2 separate regions of the Homo sapiens genome follow, and region 1 is linked to region 2. The links are chromatin loops, found by intact Hi-C in ENCODE. Cell type or tissue: IMR-90. All regions are shown on one strand.

Region 1 (8,000 bases), 91 kb after region 2:
ATACATATGTACCTTATTTATATTCCACAAAAATCCCATGAGATAGATACATTATTATATCCATCACACAGATAAGAAAATTGAGGAACTGAGAGACTGAGTAATTGGATCACTTAGCTGTTAAGGAGTACAGCTAGGATTTAGGCCCAGGGTATATACTGCCTGAGACTTTGTGCTTTAGTGCTCTGCTGTGAGTCCCACTCTGCTCCTCCACAACTGCCTCCTTTTCACAGGTCTCTCCAGCTCTACTCTCCAAGCTGCAAAGGCAATGATCTTTCTAAAAGGTCAAACACTATTACTCCTCTATCTAAACTCCGCCCCTGATTTCCCCTGCCTAAGGTGATCTTAAACTCTATAGCATGGCATTCAAGGCCTGGTCCTGACCCTGCTCCTAGCTCCTTTTCTGGCCTGTCTCCCACTCCACCTCCCACCAAAACTGAAGTCCTTGCCACCTAGACTTTGAACCTGCTGTTCCCTATACTTGCAAGGCCCTCTCTCCAAAGGAGGGAAACTCCTACTCATCTTTGAAAGCCTAGCCTAAGTATCACCTCCTCCTTCCCAGATTTCTTCAGGCAGCTGTCTAGCTTTCCTCTATGCTTCTGCAATAGCTCTGTAATAACACTATTCACCCATAATCTTATTTGTCAGTTTATATCTCTATCTTCCATGGTACGCCAGTGGTTGCCAACATATTTGAGTCTGAAGACTCCTTTTTAATATCAAAGAATTTCAGGATCTTCATATACACCAATCAAAGCAATACTTAATAACCAAGAGTCACCATTAATTCAGTAAAGCCTATAAATGCAACTGTATTTTAGTCAACACCATGCCATCTACAATATTTGAAAACAATGGTGCATGTAGGTGTATGTGTTATAGACTCTGAGGACTCCAAGGCTGCAGAACCTCCAGTTTGGAAACAATTGCTCTGCTCAGCAAGAGAGTTTTTTGATTAAATGAAAGTAACATTCATTGACCCTATTATATTCCAGGGGTGTGCCACTCACTTTTCATTTTTATCTCCTTCAAAGCTCAAAAAAATCTGTATTCTTCAGATAACAAAACAGAGGCTTGGAAAGCTAAAGTGCCTCATCTGAGGTCACACGGTGAATGAGAGGCAGAGCAGGGATTTGGTTCTTGATCTTTTTCTACTCTGCCACTCTGCCTCCGGTGCAGGACCAAAACATGTTCATCTCTGAATTTCCAGTGCTCACTCATGGCAATGCTCAGGAGGAATGAATAATACAAACCCAGAGAGTCCTTCTCTACACATCTCAGGCCCTCCAGCTTATATCCACCCCAGTCAGAGACCTTCCCAGTTGTAGGCAAGCATAGGAGCCCCTCACACATCAAAGAACCAGAGGTGCTGGGCAAAACTCTACGATGGTAAAGCATGGCCCACTTTTGCTTTTTTGTTGTTGTTGTTGTTGAGATAGGGTCTCACTCTATTGCCCAGGCTGGAGTGCAGTGGCACTATCAAAGCTCAATGCAGCCTCAACCTCCCAGGCTCAAGCGATCCTCCCCGACAGCCTCCAGGGGAGCTGGGACTAAAAGTGCACACCACCACACTTGGCTAATTAAAAAAAAATTTTTTTTTGTAGAGGCGGGGTTTCACTATGTTGTCCTGGCTGCTCTCGAGCTCCTGGGCTCAAATGATCCTCCTGCCTCAGCCTCCCAAAGTGCTGGGATTATAGGCATGAGCCACTGCACCTGGCCCTACTTTTCCTTTAAGTGCTATTTCCCTCATTTGGTGGGTATTCCTGCCCTTGTCCTGAACTCCAAGCCCCTTCTCTTCATTGTCACCCCCATCCCCACTGCCCTCCCTCCCCCAAACTTCCTGCCCATATCCACTGCAGCCTGCTCTCGATCCTCTAACAGTTCTCTCAAACTAGCTCCCACTAAGGTCATACTGCCTGGTAATAGCTAGGTGTGGCTCCCTGCAACCCCCTCAACTGGACACTTGTGTATTAAGCCAAAGGACAGACTTCTAAACAATTCTGGTCAGTGTGCCATGGGAGGAAGAGAATGGGCTTCAAAGTCGGACAAAGCCAGGTTGCAATCACTGGTTCTGCTACTTCCTTTTTGAATTACCTTGGGCAAATCACTTAATTTCTCTGAGTCTCAGTGTCTTCATCTGAAAAATGAGGATGATAAAACCTACCTCATAAGGTGAATATACAAAGACCTTACAATCTTGGACTGTATAGTGGGTTGAACAATGGTCCTCCAAAAGATGTTAGTCAATGCCTTAACCCCCAGAACTTGTGAATGTGACCTTTTATGGAAAAAGGGTCTTTGCACATATAATTAAGTTAAGGATTTTGAAATAAGAAGCTTGTCCTAGATTATCTGAGTGAGCCTAAATGTCATCACAAGAGAAAAGCAGAGGGAAATCTGACACACAGACAAAAGAGGAGGAGGCAGTGTGACCATGGAGGCAGGGACTGGAGTGATGTGGCCACAAGTCAAGGAATGGCAGCAGCCACCAGAAGCTGGAAGGGTCAAAGAACAGATTCTCCCCTAGAGCCCACAGACTCTCTGCAGATGTAACCAAGTTAAAGACCTTGGAATGAGTGCAATCTCTCTTCTTTATAAGAGAAAGAAGAAAAGATGCATCACACAGAGAAGGCCACGTGAAGACAGAGGCAGGGTCAGGGTTTTTGCAGCCACAAGCCAAGGAATGCCTGGAAACACCAGAAGATGGAAGAGTCAAGAGAACTGTCTCTCCTAGAGCCTCCAGAGGGAGCATGGCCCTGCTGACACCTTGATTTTGGACATCTGGCCTCCAGAAGTGAGAGCATAAATATGAGAGAATAAATTCCTATCATAAACCACACAGATTGTGGTACTTTATTATGGGAGACTAATAATTTTTAGGTTACGAATACTAATAATTATTCATATTATTATGCTAATACACACTGCCTATCTCCTTAACTTATCATGTATCACCCCTCATCTCCCTCATACAAACTACGTTACAAGAATGCAAGCTTTGGGAGAATGGAACCTTATCTAACTTGGTCATTATCAAAACCCTAATGATTAGCATGGCACCAGGTAGACGGTAGGTGCTCCATACATTTTTTTAAATAAATGAATTAATTGCAGTTCCTCAAACATAATATGCTATGTCATGCCTCCATGTCTTTGCATATGCTATTCCCTCTGCCTAGAATGCCCTCCTCATTCCCTTACAAACACCTATAAAATTATCCTTCAAAACTCTACTGAGATATCACCTCTTCTCTGCATGCCTTTCCTTATCACATAGATTAATCTCTCTATATTAATTCCGTGCCAAGTACATTGCTGTAATACAGCAGTTCTTACATTGCACTCTAATCATGTGTATATGTGTCCATCTCACTCAAAAGAGAAGAGCTTCTCAGAGGGCAAGAGAGTAATGTGATTTACTGCTTCTAAGTCCTCAGCATCCACAACATAGGACACAGCTACATACACGTAGAGCTTCCCCCTCCTTCCACATATTTCAGCACTGAAAGGGCAATTCTCCCCAAAAAAGGGGTAAATCTTACCAGCCTGAGGCCCAGAAATAAGCCTACAGGATCCAAAGAGTCCATGAGCCCCTTCTAGACCTATTTCCAAACTCCCTCTAAACAGAAGCCATAGACAGAACCTTATGACTGCAGAATCCTGGGAATGGTATTGTTTAATTAAACAGAGACTCAAGTCACCAGCATCTGGCTCAGGCTGGGCCTCTGGGACTTGAGCAAGCAACATTTCATCATTAGGAGGAAAGGAGATGACAAACTCTTTCCTGAAAGAACCCAGCAGGCAGGCAGCAGAATTACTGGATGTGGATAAATAAAACCATTATTTCCAAATACATATCCCAGGCAGCACTAAATGCATTCTCCGTATCACAGGCGATACTAAATTTAGAACTGGCAGTTTGAGTCATATGCTGATTCCTAAAGAGAAAAACTAAATTCAAGGGGGAAAAATGAAGTGAAATATGAAAATAAAAATGCAATCTTAGTCTATAAGAGCAAGCTATCAAGAGAGGTGAAGGGGAAGTTACCCACACAGAAATTCTGGCTGAAAAAGAACTCCAAATGGGGACAGGGCAGGGTTTTGCTAGGTACCAGCAACTGCAGCCTTTGGGGAAACCTCTGGAGCGGCTCCCTGTGTGGAGTTTCAGAGAGGCAGGAGTGGAATCTGCATTTGAACAATAACGTGTGAAGCACCCAAAGCCATCCCAAGGGCCAAGGCTCACTGATTCCAAAGTGCCATCAGGCACACTGTCTCACTGAAGTTTTTTTCCTATCCTGCAGTGAAGGTACGTCACCCCCATTTTACATCGAAGAACCGAGCCTAGAGGGGTCAAGTGACTTGCCCAAGTCATACCATCAGTGAGGAGGAGCACAGAGATTTCATTTAATAAACTCTTAATTTTAGAATAGCTTTAGGTTTACAGAAAAGTTTTAAAGATAGTACTAAGTTCCCAAATATCCCTCCCCCAGTTTCCCCCATTGTCAACATCTTATATTACTGTGGTACATCTGTTACAACTAAGGGACCAGCACTGGTACATTACTATTAGCCAAACGTCATATTGTATTTAGATTTTGCTAGTTTCTCCCTAATGTCCTTTCTCTGCTCCAGGATACCGTATTACATTTAGCCATCATGTCTCCTTAGTCTCCTCTGGTCTGCTACGGTTTCTCCAACTTTGTTTTTGATGATCTTGACAGTTTTGAGTACTAGCAGGTATTTTGTAGGATGTCCCTCAATTGAGTTTTTCTGATGTTTTACTCATAGTTAGACTGGGATTATGGGCTTGGAGGAGGAAGACCACAGAGGTGAAGTGTCCTTATCATCACACTATATAAAAGTTATATACTATCAACATGATTTATCACTGATGATGTTAACCTTGGTCACCTGGGCAAGGTAGTGTTTGCCAGGTTTCTCCACTGTAAGGCTATTCCTCACTCATCCCCCTCCCCCAACCCCTTTCCATGCTCTACTCTTTGAAAGCAAGTTAGGTGCTCCCAGGAGGAACAGTTTGGATGGAGCCTGAAAGAATAATAAGATATTAAAGTGTCAAAGGACATCCCAAGTAGAGGGAACTGCAATGTAGGTAAGTGCAGGCATATCTGGGGAACAGGGCTGGGGGCAAGGTATTGGCAAACGGGGGAAGAGAAGGCGGGGAGGGTGGCTAGGCCCAAACTGAGTAGTGCCCTACAGTCAAGCACGGGGCTTGGACTAATCTGTAGGTGAGAGCCATCTCCTCTCATCACCTTGCTTAGGGCACTCAGGGTACTGCTCAGGTGCTGAGAAGTGGGACTGTTTTATGAGTGAGATGCTGACTTCCAGCTTCCTTTATTCCCCACAATTCTCCTGCTCTTTGAGGCATAGATTGCTGGTTACCTACTTATTATCCATTCTCCTCTTCTTTCCTGGTAACAGACTTCAAATTTTATTCAGGATAAACATATGCCCAGCTAAAAGTCTCACTTCCCAGCCCTCATGACAGGTTTGGCTATGTAACTAGGCTCTGGCCAGTTTTTAGTTGACATTGCTTGGTACCACTTCAGGGAAAGTGCCTTAAAAGGGCCTCTTTTTGGCCGGGCGCGGTGGCTCATGCCTGTAATCCCAGCACTTTGGGAGGCCGAGGCGGGCGGATCACGACATCAGGAGATTGAGACCATCCTGGCTAACACGGTGAAACCCCGTCTCTACTAAAAATACAAAAAATTAGCCGGGCGTGGTGGCGGGCGCCTGTAGTCCTAGCTACTCAGGAGGCTGAGGCAGGAGAATGGCGTGAACCCAGGAGGCGGAGCTTGCAGTGAGCCAAGATCGCACCACTGCACTCCAGCCTGGGTGACAGAGCGAGACACCGTCTCAAAAAAAAAAAAAAGGCCTCTCTTTGTCCTTTCTCCCTTCTATCTGGCTGAATATTGCTAGCAGCCATCTTGGACCTTGAGAAAATCTTGAAGACAAAGGCCTATGTTAAGGATAGTGAAACAGAGAGATAGAAATAATTAGGGCCCTTGATATCTGTAGAACTATTATAGCAATCTTGTGGGGGGATATCATCAGACCTGTCATGCGTGAATGTATTAGTCTGCTTGGGCTGCCATAACAAAAAATACCACAGACTGGGTAGCTGAAACAACAGAAATTAATTTTCTCACAGTTCTAGAAGCTAGACGTCTACAATCAAGGTGCCATCAGAGTTGGTTTCTAGCAAGTCTCTCCCTGGCCTGCAGATGGCTGCCTTCTTGCTGTGTCCTCACATGGCCTTTCCTCTGCATGTAAAGGGAGAGCAATTCCTAGTGTCTCTTCTGCATCTCATAATGATATGTCATATTAGATTAGGGCTCCATCCTTAAGACCTCACTTAACCTTCATTACCTCCTTAAATACCTTATCTCCAAATACAGTCACATTGGGGGTTAGGGATTTAATCTACGAATTTTGGGGAGAAACAATTCAGTCCATAACAGTGAGAGAAAATGCTTCTGTCTTGTCTAAGCCAATATTATTTCCGATGTCTAGCAATGTGCACACACTTTCTTAATGATAGACCTCCAAAATCCAAGGAACACCTTCTAAAGCTTCCACCTTGATGGCCTTGTTATCTGAAAGTCCAAAGGAAGGTACCAGAGATGGCATTCTTAAGTCATTTTGAATGCTGATTCATTAATCACTTTCATCCATTCAACTGACAAACATTTACTGAGCATCTACTATACGCCAGATACTGAGTTATGTGCTGGGGACACTAAAGTAAATGAAAATGGTCCTTGACCTCTAGGGGCTTATAGTTTTTATTGATTTACTTACTCTAAGCTCATCTCCTTTGAAAGGGTATTCCTATAATACAGTAAATAAAATACAAGCGGAAATTCAAAACCATGGAAAGGAGGCGTATCCAAATGCCAGCCCTAGGAGCTTATATACATGCCGAAATTGAGCATCCAGGTTGGCTTTAGCTTCCTAGCAACCATGAAAGAGCAAGAGAGCGTGACTTGGTTCTTGTTTTCTGAAAGGAAAATGAATCCCAATCACTCACAGAAGTCAAATGTAAGCATTTTCTTTTCTGAACAAACTCTACCTAGTGTTTGTGGGTGCCCTGAATGTCCTGGAAAGTACCATTTTCTGATCAAATCCTAGTCAACGTTCCTCTAAATTCTATGTGCAGTTCATTAGCTCTTAGATACTCATTGAATAAAGCCAGAGAGTTCCATGGTTTGCACACATGCTTTTGGTTTCCTACTTTAGAGCTTATGGAAGACTGTGAGAGATCACTTCACTCACAGAGAGAATGGGGACTGGTAAATACAGAAAGCTCTGAAGCTTGGACATTAGGTGTATGATTTTAAGAATAAGAAACAGCAAGATGGTATGACCCTAGAAAAGGGCCAGGGTATACAGAAAGATGAAACATCAAGATGAAGTCAGTACACCTCACTCACAGGGTTCCTTTCTTGGTGTATCACAACAGGCAGCATCTTATAAGAGAAAGAGTATGGGTTTGAATCCCAGCTCTGCTACTCTATAACTTACTAGCTCTGTAATTTTGGGGGCTTTAGCAGCCCAGAGACTCAGTTTCCTCAGATAAGATGAAAATGGTGTCTACCTATCATGGGAATTAACTACCAAAACATATATGTAATCTCTGCCATAGTGCAATTATGGTAACAAAAGCCTACATATAAGGGCCTGATCTGTGCCAAGCACTGTATTATACACTTGACATGAATTATATCATTTAATCTTCACCATAAGGTAGATGCTATTCAAGAATTCGAAAACTGTTGGTTTCTCCCCAAAGCTATGCCAAGCCATATCCTTTGATATTTCTGAAAGGAATGTATCAGTGCTTAGAAGCCTCTTTGCCAGATCCACTCCATGCAAAGCAGCTATATTGACACTAATTTTGTAACCATCTGCAATCCCAAAAGTTTGCCGCAACTGGTATAGACTTTTAATTCTCGGGCTCCCCAGTGGGAGTTTGAAGAACT
Region 2 (8,000 bases):
AAATTAGTAAATTTAAAAAGTATGTCTCAGTTTTGAAATTATTTCATAATTTGCTTAAAGCATTTCAAAGAAAGAAGAGATTATGAAGCAGATCTCTTACAGATAAGGAAACCGGGACCACAACAAACTGAGAAGCTTATTCTCAGCACAGGCAACTCAATTATAGACTCCTGGTTAACTGGTCCTTCTTTCTTTTACTTTTCCCAATTTTTAAATTAAGATATAACTCACAACCATAAAATTCACCTTTTTAAAATGCATAGTTCAGTGGTTTGTACTATATGCACAAGGCTATGCAACCATCACGACTGTCTAATCTCAAAACATGTTCATCACCCCCAAAAGAAACCCATAGGCATTAGCTGTCACTCTTCACTATCCCCTTCCTCCTGCTTGCCCCTGGCAACCACTAACCTACTTTCTGACTCTATGGATTTGCGTATTTGGGAAATTTCATATGAAAGGAATCATGTATAAAATTCATAATATGCCACTGTAACTAGACCTCAACAATTAACACCAACATCATGTTTTCAAGCTTCATCTATCTTTTTTTTTTTTTTTTTTGAGACAGTCTCCCTCTGTCACCCAGGCTGGAGTACAGTGGCGTGATCTCAGCTCACTGCAACCTTTACCTCCTGGGTTCAAGCAATTCTTCTGCCTCAGCCTCCCAAGTAACTGGGATTACAGGCACCCACCACCACGCTCGCCTAATTTTTGTATTTTTAGTAGAGATGGGGTTTCACTATGTTGGCCAGGCTGGTCTTGAACTCCTGACCTCAGGTGATCCCCCCACCTCGGCCTCCGAAAGTGCTGGGATTACAGGTGTGAGCCACCGCACCCAGCCAGTTCATCTATCTTACAGCGTGTAGCATACTTCATTCCTTTTTATGCTGAATAATAGTGTATTATACGGATATATCACACTTTTTTAATTCATTCATCTGTTGGTCACGTGGGTTATTTCTACTTCTTAGCTATTAGGAATAATGCTGCTGTGAACATTCAAGTACAAGTGTCTGTGTAAATGTGTGCTTTCAATTTTCTTGGGTATGTATCTAAAAGCAGAATTGCTAGCTATATCACAGCTCTATGTTTAAAGTTTTGAGGAACTGTCAAACTTTTCCCCAAAGCAGCTGCACCATTTTATATTCCCATCAGCAACATATAGGGGTTCCAATGTCTCCACATCCTTGACAACATTCTGTTGTTTGTCTTTTTTGTTAGAAGTAGCCTAGTGGGTGTGAAGTGGGTTTTGAGTTGCATTTCTCTAATCACATGTTGAGCATGTTTTCATGTGCGTATTGAGTATTTGTATGTTTTCTTTGGAGAAATGTCCATTCAAATTCTTTGCCCATTTTAAAATTAGGTTGTCTTTTTGTTGTTGAGTGGTATGGTTTGGCTCTGTGTCCCCACCCAGATCTCACCTAGAATTGTAATCCCCATAATCCCCATGTGTCAAGGGCAGGACCAGGTGGAGGCAGTTGGATCACTGGGAGTGGTTTCCCCCATGCTCTTCTCATGATAGTGAGTTCTCAATGAGATCTGATGGTTTTATAAGTGTCTGATGTTTCCCCTGCTTCCATTCACTACATCCTGCCACCCTGTGAAGAAGGTGCCTGCTTCTCCTTTGCCTTCTGCCATGATTGTAAGTTTCCTGAGGCCTCCTCAGCAATGTGGAACAGTGAGTCAATTAAACCTCTTTCCTTTATAAATTACCCAGTCTTGGGTATTTCTTCATAGCAGTGTGAGAATGGACTAATACATTGAGTTATGAGAGTTCTTTATCTAATCTAGATATCAGACTCTTATCAGATATAGGATTTGCAATTATATCTCCCATTCTGCGAATTCTTTTCACTTCCTTTGAAGCACAAATGTCTATTTTATTTTGATGAGATCCAAGATCCAAGTTATCTACCTGTTCCTTTTTTTTTTTTTTTTTTTTGCTTATGGTTTTGACATCACATCTAAGAAACGATTACTTACTTCAAGTTCTTCTAAGAGTTATATGACTTTGGCCCTAACATTTAGGAATTTGGTCCATTTAAAATTTTTAATATGGTGTAAGTATGGGATCCAAATTCATTCTTTTGCGTATGAATATATAGTTGTTTCAGCATCATTTATTGAAATGACGATTCTTTCTCCATTGAATTGTCTTGGCACTCTTGTCAAAAATTAATTGACCATAAATATATGAGTTTATTTCTGTACTCTCAATTCTATTCCATTGATCTATCTATCTATCCTTATGCCAATACCACACAGTCTTGATTATTGTAGTGTGGTAGTTAGTTTTGAAATTGGGAAGCGTGAGTCCTCCAGCTTTACTCTCCTTCTTCAATACTGTTGTGAGTTTTCTGGGTCCCTTGCATTTCATAATGTATCTTTAAGTAGTCCTGTCCAGGAGGTGTTTTCAGTAGCTACTAACTGTGCCTGGTACTACCCGGGACCTATAAATTGGCATAGAAATGTAAAGCAGGGTCTTGTTAGTACACAGAAAAAAATAGTTATATTGGAGGGAAGGTGATGATTTTTTAATTTCCAGTCATCTTCGATGTAGCTTATGTAAAATAAATGTATTAACTAAATATTATTCTGTAATTGCAAAAAAAGTTGCATCTGTTTTTGTTGGCATACTGAATGCTTCCAAATAAATGTAACTTATTTTAAATCATTATATAGGTGTGCCGTGCAGTTAATAAAAATATGAAGCTTTTTTCTGTATTTTTAAATATTTGTAGTATATGTCAGCTTCTTAAAATTTATATTTGGTCTTGAGTCCTTTTCTAAGTCTAAATAAATATTCACTTTTGTATCCAACTTTGTATTCTTTTTTGCTTTCTTTTTTTAAAAGAGTGACCCCCAAAACTTCCAGGCTTCAGGCCCTACACACCCTGGACCCACCTCTGCATACTGACCATGCTCACCTGCAGGCTGACACATCCACAGGTGTACATACAAGAGAACTTGCCAGGCTCTCCCTATCAGAGGAGCCGCAGAGGGAAGACCTTTAGGGTAGCCACGAGTCTCCAGCTGCTTCTGGGAGGAGAACTCAGTGTCCTCTGCACAGTCCTGCTGTGAACATGCTTGCAGGAGGGCCTGTACCCACCCAGCCTCCTTACATATATGCACACCTGACCATGTTCACCACAGCCATCATCTCATCTCACACTTCCGCACCTCCCTCCCACAGCCTGCAGGGAGAGGCATCCAGGCCCAGGGAGGGCTAATGCTCTGTCCCCAGGGCCACACTGACACCCTAAGGGACATTGCTGAAGGATGGTAGGAGTCCATGAGGGGGAGGGGGTGTAAGGGCTGGTCACAGAGGGATGAGAAGTGGGCTAGGGAGCCCGAGGGAAGGGAGAAAAGGGAAGAAGAGGAAATGAGGTACCATGTCATTTAATCCTTACCAGACATTGGTCCCTTTATGGATAATGAGGAAATAGAAGCCTAGAGAGGGAATGGGACTAGTTGACGCAGCTAGTGAATAGCAAAAATGGGATTTGTAACCAAGTCTGTCTACATCAGTGGTTCTCTCAACCGGAAGAAATTTTACCTCCCAGGGTACATTTGGCAGTGTCTGTAGACCTTTTTGGTGATCACTGCTAGGGAAGAGGCTTCTACCGACACCTAGTGGACAGAGGCCTGCTAAATATCCTGCAATGCACAGTACAGCACCCGGCCCCAACCCTGGCAAAGGATTACATCTGAGCCAAGATGTCAACAGTGCAGAAGTTGAGAAACCCTGGTCTAGACACCTTCCAAGAGTATTCTTCACCTTGGCCCCTTTCTGGACTTCCCATGGCCTAAGCCATGTTGGTGCCCCTGCCCCAGAGTTTCCAAGAAGGAACAGCTAGCTGTATACCTCGCTGCAGCTCAGCCCAGGTTACCAGGGTCACTGCTCAACCTACAGATCTGTGGCCAAGGTCGCCAATTTCCCACTACGGCATCTCTGGATTCAATCTTCCCTGACCATTGGAGGCAGGCGGTATGGTCTAGGGAGGGGATGTCTGCCACCCCCACGGCTTACCATCAGAGCAGGGTTACTATCCTCAAAGCCTTCTCGGTCAATACCCAGCTTAGGTTAGTTCCCAGCCATGGCCACAAGATGGCACCCCAGCCCACCAGGAGGGCTGAGGCTCTGGGCCTGGGAGAGCAGCATGGAGGATGTGCCAACCTGGACAAAAGCCTAGGGGCTGGACTTGGGCCAGTTCCAGAGCTTAGCAGGACCAGATCTAAGGCCTGCAAGTGCCAGGTGGGAAAACATAGGCCAAACTTGGCTTCAGAACTCCCTTCACCTTTTTTTTAGTCCACTCCCAACACCAGCTTATATTCTAGCCTTTCCTACATGAAGCTTACTGAAGCCCAGCAATCCCTCCTTGGGCCTAAACAAGAGAAATTCTAGAACTTAGATGTTAAGGATACAGGAGTTATTATTATTATTTCAATACAACAGTAAAAGCAAAAAACGAGGCACAGAGAAGTTGAGTAACTTGCCCAAGGTCACAGCTAGTCAGTACTGGAGCTGGGATTTGAATCCAGGCAGTCTGGTTTTAAAGTCTGTGCTCTTAGCCACTGAACATACCACACCACAACTGCTCCCACCCCCACCAGCCCCAGCTACCAAAGACCCTCTGGCACCAGACCACAAGCTTTCTTCTGCAAGGGAGGGGCAAATGGCTGCGAATAGGAGGTGCTGCTCCAAAGTGGAAAAGGAGTGAGGTTTTCAGTCTAGCTGGGGGTCTGTCGTTAGTGTTTGCGAGTGAGAAGCTAGGGAATGGTTAGTCATTCTTCCTCCTATTTCCCCCCAAAACCCTCTGTTTCTCTGTTTTCTGGTTTTTGGTTTTTGTTGATTTCTTCTGTGTTGCCCTCTTGGTTTTCCTAGGCTGTTTGCAAATGCTAGCATTCTCGCAGTGTGAAGGGGAAGTGAGAGAAGAAAGTTTGATGTCCTGTTCAGGATCCACAAGGGAGGCCATTCTTTGGGGCCTGGGCTGGGGGTGTGTCATCAGGGATCAAAGTGAGAATCCTAAAGTGGAACAGTGTGGGGCACATTGGGAACAGCTACCCTCTCCTGCTGGGGAGGCTCCTGTGTCTGAGTTTTCTCTGCTTACCTCTTGGGGGATTTTAGGGTGTAATGGGCTTTAGGGTGCAATGAATACCCTTTCACATTCCTTCTGCCTCCAACCCTGGCCTACCTCCCTCTTTCTAACACATCGTCCAGAGCCCCTAATCACCCAACCTTCTGCCTACCAGGAGCCCCTTGTTTCTCTCTGTCTCTCTGTGCCCCCTCCCCAACTGCCTGGGTCACACTGCAGCCCCCTATTAGGACTCGCCATGGCGTAGTGATGGGGCCCTGCACTGATTCCCTAAAAAACCCTGGGTAAGTCCCTCCTCCTGACTTGGTCTCCATTAGGTGTTCCAGACTCCCACAGTCTCTGCCACTTGGGTTCTAGGATCCCAGCCTCTCTCCTAGCCTTTCTCAAATCATCTGGACCTTAGTGAGGATCTACTGTATTCTGGGCACTCTGGAGGGAAGCAAACAAGAAGCCCTGGAGGAGCTGATGGTCCTTTTATGGAGATCAGATGAGCTATGGAGAAGATCAGGAGCCATACTCTGATCCCGTGTGGTTCTGCAGGTGAAGAGAGAGGTGAAGTCCTGGAACCCTATGGCTAGTAGAATCCCAGAAGATTCTTGGGTGAGAAGAGGGGCTGGACATCTGGGTAGAAAGAAAGGAAGGTTTGGAGAGGCTGCTTTCTTGTCTCTCCCCATCTTGATTTCTCCCAGCTGTGTGTGTGTGTGTGTGTGTGTGTGTGTGTGTGTGTGTGTGTGTGTGTATGTGTCTGCCTCTGTGTCCACCTTTTTCTCTTCCTTCTGGATTCTCCATTTCTATTTCATCTTCTACCAATGTTGGGACAGAATTTCCTGAGAACCCATGTCCCGGGGATCTGAATATGGGCCAGGATGGGCCACACCAGGCCGGGCCACACCAGGCCAGGCTTCCTTGTGGTTAGGAGATGGGGACTCACACTGGTCAGGGTGAAAGGGACACTCAAAATCACTCTCATCCCTGCATTACTCTGAGATTGAAGGGGAAACAGCTCCTATTTAGAGGAATCACACAGATCAATATCTGGAGGGAGGAGGTGCCATGCAGGCCCCAAAATCCAACCCTCTCTTTGTCTCTGCCCAACTCTGCCCATTTCTGACTTAATTTAGCCTCTCTGTCTCTCCCCTTGTCCTATTCCCATCTGTCAATCCTTGCCCTGCCCCTCTCCACCCCTTCAAGCCTTTTACCCACCACACACAGATTTTCCTGTGGCTAGATTGGGATTCCCCTGGCCAAGTAAGGAGAGCGATGTCTGTGGCACAGCTTTGTCCCCAGGCTCACAACGGCATCTGTGGGTCAGGGTAGAGGGACAGCTGTCTGCACAGTTAGAAAGTGCCAGCAGTAATAAAAGCCTCATATCTTCTTAATTAAATCGCCCTTTGCCCAGGCATCCTGTGTTCGATTGGGTTGAGCTGGGATCAATAAGCCTCTTTCCCACCCCAGCCACCCCTGGAGACGGGCCTGACCTCCCCAGTCCTGCCTAGGCCCACCTGGCCACCTCCCCAGAAGGCTGGGAGCTTCTCAAGGCCAGAGGCTGGGTCAGATTCATCTCTTGTGTCCTTGTGCCTGGGACGGATCCTGAAACAAGTAAGGAGTAAAGGAGTGATTGCTTTACTGAGTAAACCAAGGCACTAGCAGCAGGCATGGGCCAGGAAGGCTTTGAGGTTCAAACTGGAACTCCCACCCCCAGGACCAACTGTGAAGATGGAGGAATCACAGCAAGCAGCAGCTCCCACCCAGCTCCCAGACATAACACCAGCTTATCACCCAGGGCAGTTGAAGCCCTAGGAAGTGCGGGGTGGGGGTGTCAGTGCTCAGGGAAACTACGAGCAGTTGCTGCTTCTGACCTCTGAGGGCAGAAGGTCCTTTTCATAAGGGGTCTCCACCTAGGGATCCAGGGTTAGTGTGGGAGAGTCCGTGAGCTTGGATGGATGTGGCACTCATGGGAGACTCCCTCTGTCTGAAGCTATAAAGGGCCCAGGGTCAGTAAGGAGTCCAAAGGGGTTAATAGGGGTCCAGGATTGATTGTTAGTGGAGGGCGTAGAGGATAACGTGGTGTGTGTGTGTGTGTGTGTGTGTTGGGGTTCATGCAAGACATTACCCATGGAAGGAACATGGGGCCTCCAGGTTCCGCGAGAAGGGTCGGTATTAAAGGATTCCTTGGAGCGGTCAGCACTGGTCCGGGCCAGGGTGTCTCTGATGACAAAACTCCGGGAGAGCTTTGTCTCACCAGGGATCAGATGGTCCCTGGTTTGGAAGGCAAGGGGAGGGTGCCAACGCCCTTCTCACCTCAGTCTGACCCGGGGGCGCGGGCCCAGACGTCTCTCGGAGCCCCCGCCCCTGGAGTGGCGTTCCCCGAGGGCGGACCGTGGGCGGGTCCCCCGGGAGCAGCAGGAGCCGCGCGGGGCGGGCGCCCCCAGCGCCGAGGTTGAGGGAGGCCGGGCTCGGTGCGGGGCTGGGAGGGGGGCGCGGAATCAGGGCTTTTTAGGACCCAGCGCGGCGCCTTCCTCCGGGGGCGAGTGCGGCTGCGCGCGCCGTGTGCCCGTGTCCGGAGAGCGGCGGGCTGGACGCGGACCGCGCGAACGAGCAGGCGACGGGCGAGCAGCAAGCGGAGCAGCAGCCCGGGCGGCAGCAGCGTCGCGGCGGCGGCGGCAGCGGCCGCTCCGCGCCTCGCCTCACCGGCCTCGCTGGCCTCACCTCGCCGCGCCCGGACCCGCCACCCCCGCCTCCCCGCCCGACCTCCGCAGCCCCCGTCTCGGCCGGCAGCGCCCACCGCCTGCCCGAAGCGAGGAGCGGAGTGCGGGGCGCAGAGGCACCGGAGCCAGTGCCCGCCGGCCCCGCAAATCAAACCCAGCCAGGAGAACCCCCGCCTGGCCCCGTGCAGCT

Evidence for each region. A loop is a pair of places that touch in the nucleus more often than their neighbours do. Peaks named below come from ENCODE experiments on the same cell type or tissue, not always from the same donor. Only the 100,000 strongest peaks of a DNase experiment are listed, where the experiment ranks them.
Region 1: it touches region 2 in a loop (3-fold over the local background); 10 of 110 quality-filtered maps call a loop at or near these places.

Annotation. Positions count from the first base shown.
Region 1 is chr11:17,818,425-17,826,424 of GRCh38, forward strand. The region is part of intron 10 of SERGEF (secretion regulating guanine nucleotide exchange factor); the gene reads right to left. Among named protein-coding and RNA genes, the nearest start is that of KCNC1, 88 kb to the left of the region's middle. In IMR-90, no CTCF peak of the experiment used is centred here; a DNase peak (open chromatin) is centred at 3,787; H3K27ac peaks cover 537 bases.
Region 2 is chr11:17,727,095-17,735,094 of GRCh38, forward strand. It overlaps KCNC1 (potassium voltage-gated channel subfamily C member 1), which reads left to right and starts at 7,687. Exons shown (of 4, transcript NM_001112741.2): 1 at 7,687-8,000. RefSeq lists a silencer at 7,527-7,626. In IMR-90, CTCF peaks have their summits at 3,642 (motif pointing left) and 4,120 (motif pointing right); a DNase peak (open chromatin) is centred at 4,157; H3K4me3 peaks cover 246 bases; H3K27me3 peaks cover 2,740 bases.